2 separate regions of the Homo sapiens genome follow, and region 2 is linked to region 1. A link is an interaction called in ENCODE POLR2A ChIA-PET data of the cell type or tissue named here. Cell type or tissue: PC-3. All regions are shown on one strand.

Region 1 (5,000 bases):
CATTTTCCCTTCTGTTAAAAATGAAGAAAATAAAAGTGACTATCGCTAAGGGTTGTTTCAGGGATTAAGTGAGTTCACATTTGTTAAACTCTCAGAACATCCTGACATATTCTAAATATATGGTACACTACTTTCGATAAATAATATCTTTAAAAAATGTCCTCATCTTTTTTTTTTTTGGTTTTATTTATGTATAGTATGCTTACACAATGGGATCTTTGTCTATGATATCGAAGACTTTCAATGGCAGCTCATTGTCCAGAATGGCAGACATTCTGGTCATTGTCCAGAAAGTTTTAGAAGGTGGAATTTAATGTATTCTGAATACAGAACTCAATCCAGATATCAAATTGCCTTGGTGAGATTTACTTCTCTGGTTAAAGTATGATGCAGGTAAAGTTCCAATCCTGATTAATGCAGTTGTGGTCAAAGTTTAATTATATTTTGGAAATGTAGTATTTAAGTGACATCTATCACTTAAATACTATCATAAATGCTGAGTCCCATGGTGGTATTGATGGACCTGAAAATATATGTTTTTTCAAGTGCTTTTACAAGTGAAAAAATGTAGCTAAAATGTTATTTCTCTATTCTATTTAAAATTAGGTTTCTTGGAAAAGCTTTCATTTTCTGAAATAAACATCCCCTTGAGCCTGGTGGTATGTATAAATATGGATTCACGAAATGTGGGTTTGCTTAAAAACAAGATATGCCCAACGAACTTTGCTTCCTTTTTTGATAGAGTGGGGAGACTGCTGGGGAGGGGAAATTCCACAGACAAAATGTGTCTGGATTTCAGGAAGACGTTTGATAGAGTCTCTTATGACGTCCTTGTGGGAAAGATGAAGGTACACGAGCAGAGTGACAGTGAAACTAGGAGGCTTCGTGGCCAGTTGGACAGGGATATGTGAAGGGCACTGAATTCCAGGTGGTGCCACTTGGGAGGGAGGCTGCAGGGCTGTCTGTGGACCTCACCTTTTTGGCCATCTTGACCTGAGGTTTGGATGATCTCAATCGTGAGGAAAAATTAAGAAACCATATCAAATAAGAATATGAAGTTTAAAGTAAATAAATCCTTCATTTTAGTCCAGAACTTTAGTGTGCATTTGTGCTGGGGGGAAGATCTTACTTTCTGTGGGAGAAAGGCTGAGGGTTTTTGTTGGCTGTGGGCACCACATGAATGACCAGTGTGAAGCAACTGCTGTAAGGATTAAGGATGCCTTTTAATTAGAAATGATTTTGGTAATAAGGAGGCTGTAGTCCCACTATGCCCTGCTATAGTCAGACTACATTTAGGGAGTTTTTCAGTACTAGCTATCGCATTTCCATTTTGTGGGGAGAGTTGCTACACAGCTGGAGTGAACCCGGGTAGTGAAAGGCCTGAAAAGCGACTTAAACAAGGAACCGTTGAAGGACCTTGGGACAGTTTAGCTAGACAAGAGCAAGCTGGGAAAGTGGATTAGTGAGCTGATATCTGGTTTCAAATATTTAAAGGAAGGTCAAGTAGAACAGGGAGCAAACTGCTGCATCCCTCCGGTACCAAATAGGGGCTAACAGGGGTGATTTAAGCAATGAGAGCTGTTAGATAATAGAATGATTTGCTCATTGTTTGGATGAATTTAAGGAGAGGGAACAGGAAGGCTGTTTAGGAAAGTTGTGGACGTCATATATCCGGAGGGCTAAAAGCATGGGCTTGGGAGCCGAGCAGATTGATGCTTGAGTTCTGGCTTTGCTAGTGGCTGAGTGACCTTGGGCAATGCATTTAATATTTCCATGACTCAAGTTTCTAATCTACACAATGCAGAAAATAATAGCACCTTTCTCCTGAGGTGGCTGTGAGGATTTAAATGAAATAATTCATGTGAAATGCTTATATTACCTGGCATTGAGTTAATATTCAATAAATGACAGGTATTGCTATGACCAGTCCTGATGTGAGGGAGGGCTAAACTAGATACTCTCCTTCCCAAATCTTATATTTCATATTTCTGTTCAATGTAGGGATTAAAAGGGACAAATGCATCTAGGTCATAGCCCTAGAGAGCCTTTGATTGCTTTCCCCCCCTTTGTTCTACTCAGTGCTCCTTTCAACTTCTTGAGGCGTGCATCTTGGGGAAGAAGTGTCAATCTTCTTTTTCTCAAATACATGTCACTAAAAATAAAGTGGCAGTGTACTTGAGAAGGTGCGCTCCATTCTGAGGACCCAGGGAGTGTGCTTTTGCTCATGTTCTTGGGAAATGGTAATCATATTATGCAGAAAACCAGAAAAGGATATGCCTAAATTCAAATTGTGTCAGAGATTTTTATGCCTACCAATTTGTTATTGTTTCTATGCCTTGTATTAATATAATATGACTTGAATAAGTATTTAAATAATTGTGCAATTAAAAAGAATTATATTCATTGTTAGAGAAAAAAAGGCAAATGCAACAGAGGCGGCATAACCACACATTATGTTTTTATCCAACTTCCTGGTCGAATCCTGCCACGGTTTGCTGACAGTATGCCCACGCCACATTTTTTGAGAGAAAAAACCATTTCCAGGAGCCTAGCTTTTCTTCATCCTTTCCCACAGCCACCTCCTGCCTCTAAAGTGCTTGAAGACACAGTAGGAAGGCACCAGAGGGCATTCTCAGACCATCTATTTTCAAGGAAATACAGCTGGGAAGTACAAAACAATTCTCCACTTCGGCCAGTTTTGGATGAAATGGTGGTTTCTAACACACACTCAGAAACACTTGGAGTCTGAAAGCTGCCATGCTAAACAAACTGCCATTCAACCTTGGGGTATCAGCAGAGGCATTTGACTGAGTGATCCCAATTCACAGGACAGTCAACGTTGTCCTCAGAAGCTGGGCAGGCAACATGGGCAAGCAGAGAAACCTGCCTGAAAATCCAGAGATGTGGGGCTCTTGGTTCCAGCATTAACTGCTTTTTGACCTTCAGCAAATTACTTTGTGCTCCAAATCTTAGTTTTCTCATCTATAAAAGGAAGATACGAAAGAATACATGAAGATCATTTTGAAGTCTAACTCTCAGTGGTTGAATTCCTTTCTTTTTTTACTCTCCCTCCCTTCCTTCCTTCCTGATTAAAGGAGAAACTGGGATATACTAATACTGTGTTTGGAGTAGGTCTGCTCTGACCTTCTAGTGCTGAAGAGACAGTCTCTGAGGATTGGCAACACACACTGCTCATTGTCGAGTTGAAAGTTGAGCACTCAGGCTTTGAGTGGCTTTCAGGTTTATTCAGGCTTTTCTGACTGGGGCATGCTTACCTTCTTCGTTGGAACAGCCATGGGACGTATATAGTCTAGCATCTTGGAACATTGACTCTACACAAGAATTCTGGAGAAAAATATGACATTTTTAGTGTTAAATAGAGATATTATGGAACATAGGTTAAAATTTTGCGTGCATTTTTACTGTGAAAGAAGACTTTAAAAATGTGGGATCTGTAGTTGGATGCTTTGGGCTGTACTTTTGTATCTCCTAAGATTAGAATTATCTCTTTGTATTATTTGGAGTGTATTGGAGGGAAATTTTAGGAAAGCTTACCCCTTGGGGTACGTTTTGAATGTGTCTCAGGCTGGGTTCCCTTGAAGCAGAGCCTGAGGCAAGCATTTAGCTGCATGCAATTCCCTGAGGGCATGGCATATTCTTTAGGGGGAAAAACCTACTAATAAGAGAGAGATGCAGGAGAGGAAAGGGCAAAGAGCTGTACAATGATGTCTTCTCAAGGACTGTGATCTGATTCATTGTGTGCGTGTGGGTGGGTTCTGATGAATGATTCACACCACAGAATTGACTCACCTTGAGGCAAGGGGACTGGAATTTTGTACACCCATATCAGTTGGTCATTATTTACAGGTAACCATAGGTGAAGCCTGAAAGGCGACAGTCTTCAGTCAGGAGGCAATTCCCCAGAGAAAGGAACAGCTATAAGCTGTATGTAGTCATGGTGTGCTAGAGTCAGCTCACCACAGCTCACGAGTGCTGTGTGCACATCACTTCCCAAATGCCCTTTCTGTGACTTCACCCTGACAGCTTGCAATCGGCCAGGACAGAAGCATTACATCATGAAAATCAACAAAAGCTACAAATCCCAGGCCTTACACTCCACAGGCAGCCAGATGTTAAACGTTTACCAGCATGGCCCTGGCCAACCTTCTCTGTAGCGAGAGGCTGGTGTCCTAGCTGGTGAAGGGGATCGGAGGAGGGCACCAACAGCATCTACTACATTGGAGTTACAGAGGATTTGCCCACAAATGATCTCCCCAACTAATTCGTCAGTTGGCAAAGCCATTCCTTTAGGGGTTGCCTTTCCTAGCCGGAAGAGGAGATGTATATACTATTGAGAATCATAGAACCAAGAGTCCACCACACTCCAGTCAAAACGACTGATTATGTTTTATAAGTGCAAGAGAAGGGCAGAGAGGAGGTGAGGAAAGTGTGTCATCGGAATTACCTGCAGTAAGGGGCAAGAAAGGGCTTATATTGCCTGAGGACAGAATTTAGAATAGCATTGATGCTATAGTATTTTTTTGAAGATTTTTTTTTCTCAGAATTTATTATTTAAAACACTGCACTTGACTGACTTCATTGATAGTTAGACTTTTTATTGTAAAATATTTATTGAGGAAAATTTCAAATATACATAAAATATATCTACAGCTAATGAAGAGTATAATAAACCCTCACCCCTCAGATTCAAAAATTATTAACTTATAGCCAATCTTCTTTCATCTATATCTCTACTCACTTCCTCTTGGGAGCATGGGAAGTTTTGGAGACTTAGTTAATTGGATAAAAGTTGATTGTGGCTAGAAAAAAGCCAGAGGCTGGCTGTGATAGCTTACGCCTATAATACCTGGACTTTGGGAGGCCGAGGTGGACAGTTGCTTGAGCCAGGAGTTTGAGCCTGGGCAACATGGTGAAACCCTGCCTTACTAAAAATACAAAAACTGGCCGGGCGCGGTGGCTCATGCCTGTAATCCCAGCAC
Region 2 (5,000 bases), 230 kb after region 1:
TTATTTTGAAATTTTCTTTCAGATAGTTCATATAGCTGTGTTTTAGCAAGGTCTGGTTCTGATGGTTGCTTTGCTTTGTGTGTTCTTTCTTTCCTATTTGTATACCTTTTAATATTTTTTGAAAGCTGGATAGCTTGTATAGGACAGAGGAGACTGAGGTAAATAGTTTTTATGCCTGAAAATGGGCATATCTTTCCTTCTGTTGGGTCTTTAACATGGGAATTTGAGTTGGTTTAGTTAAGGGTGGAGCTAAGTTTGATATTTGCTATTGCTGTGATTACCCTCAATACTCCAGATGACTCAAATTTCTTAGTGATGCCTTATGTTTAAGGTGGTGATTCATTATCCAGAGCAATGTCTGTTTGGTCCTGCACCCTAAGTCTTTCCTCTCTACTTTGCCTTACAGTGGGTCTAATTTGCACATTCTTGCTCCTTCAATGGCCTTCTCCCTGCAGTATTCTTATTGTTATTTAAACTTATTTTCTTGGATGACAGTGGAAGAGAGCATTCTCTATTGTTATAAATTTCAGGCTTATGTAGAATTTTAGGAGTGTGGCTTTCTTAATGCTTCTTCTCCTTCCCTGGCTGTTATTTTTGGTGCAGTGTGTATTTCTGCCCCTGACACAAGATTAGGCTTTTTTCTCTTTTAATTTTTCTTCTCTCAGCTACAAAGAATTTTTACCTACGCCTTAAAGGCAAGAGTGATTTTTGTTCCTGCCTAACCATCTCTTTTCCTTTCCCCACCCGTATAGTTTAAGACTTTTGTTCAATAGAGGAGACAGACAAAAAACTCTGGTGAAGTTTCCGGTTTCTCTCATATAGCTGCTATTTTTCCCCAGGTTTGCCTCACAATTAAGACTTTCTATTTCTGTGATCAGCTGGTGGGGTTTGCAGGGAAAGAGGGGCAGGAGGGTATGAACTCTTTAAATTTCTGTGTCTCTTAGTGGTTTCCTGCTGTCCTCCCAGTCTTGCTTTGGCCTTCATGAATTCACCAATTATTTGAGTCAGAATCTGATTGATGTTCAGTTACTTTTGATCTAGGTAAGAGAGTGCTCATATCTCCTATCTCCCAGCAGGCAACTGTTTTTCCTAAAATTTTGAGCCAGTTATTTGTTTGCAAACTCAGTTCTCTGATGGGTTCAAAAAGTGTTATGGATTTAAATCTAGTTTAGCTCATTTTCCTTGTAAGATTAATAGTGATATTCCTTGCAGCTAACATTGTCAGATAAAACACAGGATATACAGTTAAATTTGATTTTCAGATAAACAATGAATACTGTCTTAGTATAAGTATATTCTATACAAAATTTAAGTTTAAATGGGTGTTCTATATTTTTATTTCCTATATCTGGCAACCCTACTTTGAGCTCCCTATATCTTAGTGCTGAAGTTCCCATTATCATTATTTTCTTCTTTCTTCTTCTTCTTCTTCTTCTTCTTCTTCTTCTTCTTCTTCTTCTTCTTCTTCTTCTCCTCCTCTTCTCCTTCTTCTTCTTCTTCTTCTTCTTCTTCCTCTTCCTCTTCTTCTTCTCTTTCTTCTTCCTCTTCCTCTCCTTCTCCTCCTTCTCATCCTCATCCTCATCCTTACCTTCCTCCTTCTCCTCCTCCTCCCTCTTATTATTATTCTTTCTTTTTTTTGGGGAAGTACTATCACAAACAAGTTTCATGATTAAAGAATGTTTTAAAACAAAGGGTATTTTTAAAAAGGATTTGAAAGAAAAATATAATAGTAAACACAAAAGAATCAAGTAATGGTGATATTTGGTGTTTCAATGAAGAGTGTAATTTTTAACTTGAATGATTTTTATCTCTCTGCTGCTCTCTCATGCATACTATATAAGCTGGACTGCAATTTAGCTTTAGTGATCAGTTTCATTTTTTCATTTATTCATTAATGATATGATTTTTCCTACTTTGGGATCATGGAGTTCTGCGACAACTGTGGGTAGTGATGAATATTCTTCTGAGAAAAATTTGTATAACACTTACACTTATGATTTCAGAGGTTGACATATCTTGTAAAGACCTTCTATAAAACCTTAGATGAGGCAGAGAGGGAAGAATTATTGAATGTTGCCTCAGCCTATTAATGTCATGTCAAACATACAGAGTGGTGTCATATATTATGGAATGTGAGACAGCATGCTGATTAGATATGTCCCAGTCTGATAACATTTTGGTCAAGGAGATACTTATTTTAGAAATAGCTTAATTTAACCATTTTCTGCTTGAGATAATGATCCATTTGCATTTTTATTTATTTCTATGTTTCACATAGCTATCCATTGCACACAGCAGCAATTTTTTTGGACTTCCAAACTCTAGTAGTCATGCCGTGAAGCTAAACTTGGATGATCTATCAGAACAGACAGACCTGTATTATTTTCAATTGTGTTTCCTATCCTGGACATTTTTCAAAGTTATGAATTTCCATATTCACCACAGACATATTTCTCTACTTTCCATATATTATAATATTCCCAAATATAGTGGCTGAGTCATGGGGACAAAAGAATTTCATAGGAACATAAAGATGGTAACTTCTTTCCATAGTTCTTTAAGTTTCTTGTTCTAAACAGGAGTTGGAAAGATACAGCTGGCAGACTAGCATTGTCTATGGCTGTTTCATGCTTAAAGGACAGAAATGAGCCATTGTGACAGAGACTTTATGGTTCACAAGCCATATTTGGTATATGGTCCTTTAATAGAGAGTTTGCTGACTTCTCTTTTAGACAAAATACAAAGAAAGATAAGAAAAGAACAAATTAATACATGACCACAGGCTGTTGTGTGACTCATTTAGTTTCCACAGCAAGCTTGTTGCTATGTGAAATTTGCTTATTTATACTTAAATTCTTTAGAAGGCCCCAAGTTGCCCCGAGATGCTCAGAAGCAATTTGAATAGCCTCTTTAGGCTAGTTTGGAAAATTTCCTCAATTCTCCCTTCTATTTTCATCCCTCATTAGTTTTGGGATAAATATCAAGTACAGTTGAGAGCCAATCAGCTTGGGTTTTGGGATAAAAAATGAGCAGAGTTGAGAGAGAGAATTAGAAGTTTTATCTCAGCATGAGATCAGGAAGGAAAAGAGAGAACACTATGTAATCCAATAATAAATGCATTTTATTTGGTGGTCTCTTTTATCATTATTGAAAATTTTGCCAGTGATTTTAAAAGGAAAGAAATTTTCTTTCTAATTTAGAAAATCCTGAGAGGGCATTACATTTTTCTTTTTAAAAAATAGATCTATAGAATTTCTTGAAAGGTCAGTTGTAAAATGCTCTTTCTCACTGACACATACAGACACATACAGACACAGACACAAAGACACACACACACACACCCCTTTTGTAAAAATTTTTATCTGGATTCTGGGGCAAAGACTATGAGGCGAACATTTGGAATTTGGCCTTCTTTCTGCAGAGAGCTGTCAGGTATTACATAAGCTCTACAGAAACTGGTTTTGTTTGAGAAACTGAAATAGGCTACACATCTTGGAGTCTAGGTGCAGTTGACCAGATAGCTGATCCCAGCAGTAATCAGAGGTATTCTTTATACTTCTGTAAAAATAACAAAAAGATTAACTGGGAGTTAAACCTGCACCATGGAATTAACTTAAACAAATATATTTGCTAGGGGTTCTCAATTGTTATACTGTATATGATAAACTGATACCCTGCAAACATTTCAGGTTGGGCCACTGAATTTTGATCCAAGCATACAGTGTATTTGAGTTGTGATAGTGTGTATATGCTGTTGTGGCAGTGTCTGTCAGAGGAAATGTTGGGCTGAACAGGTTTTGTGCCGGTAGGGTGAGAAATGCTATGAATAAGAGATAAGAGGCATCATATTGTACTATAAAGCCAAGGAAAGTATATATATTTACTAGAATTTGCTAGAAATTTTGTTCTTCAATATATAAGAAACAAAGAACCATCAATACCTTAATCACTCCTTGACCTGTTAACATTGTGCTGAAAGGAGACAAAATGCCTTAGCTTGGGTTCCTACCCCTTAACCAAAAACAGTCTGAAACAAAGGGTTGAGTGGCAGTTTATTTTGCAAAATGACTTCTTTGAGAGGAGGTTAACAGGTAGGAGGGAAAGCCAATGAAGAATAGATAACTGAGTTAATCACTGCTGTCAGTAACTGGTGCTTGATGTGTGCAACCTATATTTCAGAGCTGTCCATCTGTGAGACCAAAGAGGAAACATGTTTCCACTGGCTCCTACCCTTCACTGGTCAAGGGTTGCCCCACTGGGTGGTAACCCTCTCATAGTTCCAGGTCTGCACATGTGTAATGCTGAGCAAGTTCCCACAGGAGCCCCAGACCAGCGGTGTCAGAAAGTTCAGAACACAAAGTGAGCAATTAACAGTATTTACACTTAAGGAGAGGTGCTGTCAGACTATACCTGCGAGAAGCTGGTTGCCATAGCAACAGCTGGACTACAAGGTGTACTGTGAGGATATTAGGTAGGAACCAGAAGCGTGCATTAGAGTTATTTATTGCTGGTAACAAATTACCCCAAAACGTAATGGCTTGAAACAATAGCATTTATTATCTCCATTTCTATAGGCCAGGAATTCAGGTGGGGCTTAGTTGAGTCCTCTGTTTCTCTCACAGGCTGCCTGAGAGTCCCAGGCATAGTTATAGTCATCTCAAGCCTCTACTTGGGAAATATCTGCTTCCAAGATTACTCACACGTTGTTGGTAGAATTCAGTTCCTTGTGAACTGGATTGGGTTGTTGCTAGTCCTTATGATACCATATGATATGGCAAGGTGAAACATTGGTAGAGGCATACGTATAAAAATAGTCTCTCACTCCCTCTCTGCTTTCTTAACCCCTTAATTTTGGTGGTCTAGTTGCTGCTAAAAATAGTCTCAAAGACATTTATAGTTTACGTTGTGATGCTTTAGGGGTTCCCTCTCTGTACAGGACACATTCTAGGCAGCAGAGCTATTTCCTGAAGATGCTACTCCCTCTTTCTGAAATACCTTTT

Evidence for each region. ChIA-PET counts read pairs that join two places held together with the same protein. Peaks named below come from ENCODE experiments on the same cell type or tissue, not always from the same donor. Only the 100,000 strongest peaks of a DNase experiment are listed, where the experiment ranks them.
Region 2: POLR2A ChIA-PET joins it to region 1 with 5 read pairs; 3 of 35 experiments call an interaction of 5 or more read pairs at or near these places.

Annotation. Positions count from the first base shown.
Region 1 is chr5:82,362,057-82,367,056 of GRCh38, forward strand. No RefSeq gene overlaps it. Among named protein-coding and RNA genes, the nearest start is that of RPS23, 86 kb to the left of the region's middle. RefSeq lists an enhancer at 3,140-4,339. In PC-3, a CTCF peak has its summit at 2,628 (motif pointing right); DNase peaks (open chromatin) are centred at 2,625 and 3,945; H3K27ac peaks cover 2,514 bases.
Region 2 is chr5:82,590,890-82,595,889 of GRCh38, forward strand. No RefSeq gene overlaps it. Among named protein-coding and RNA genes, the nearest start is that of MIR3977, 250 kb to the right of the region's middle. RefSeq lists an enhancer at 202-743. In PC-3, no CTCF peak of the experiment used is centred here; no DNase peak of the experiment used is centred here.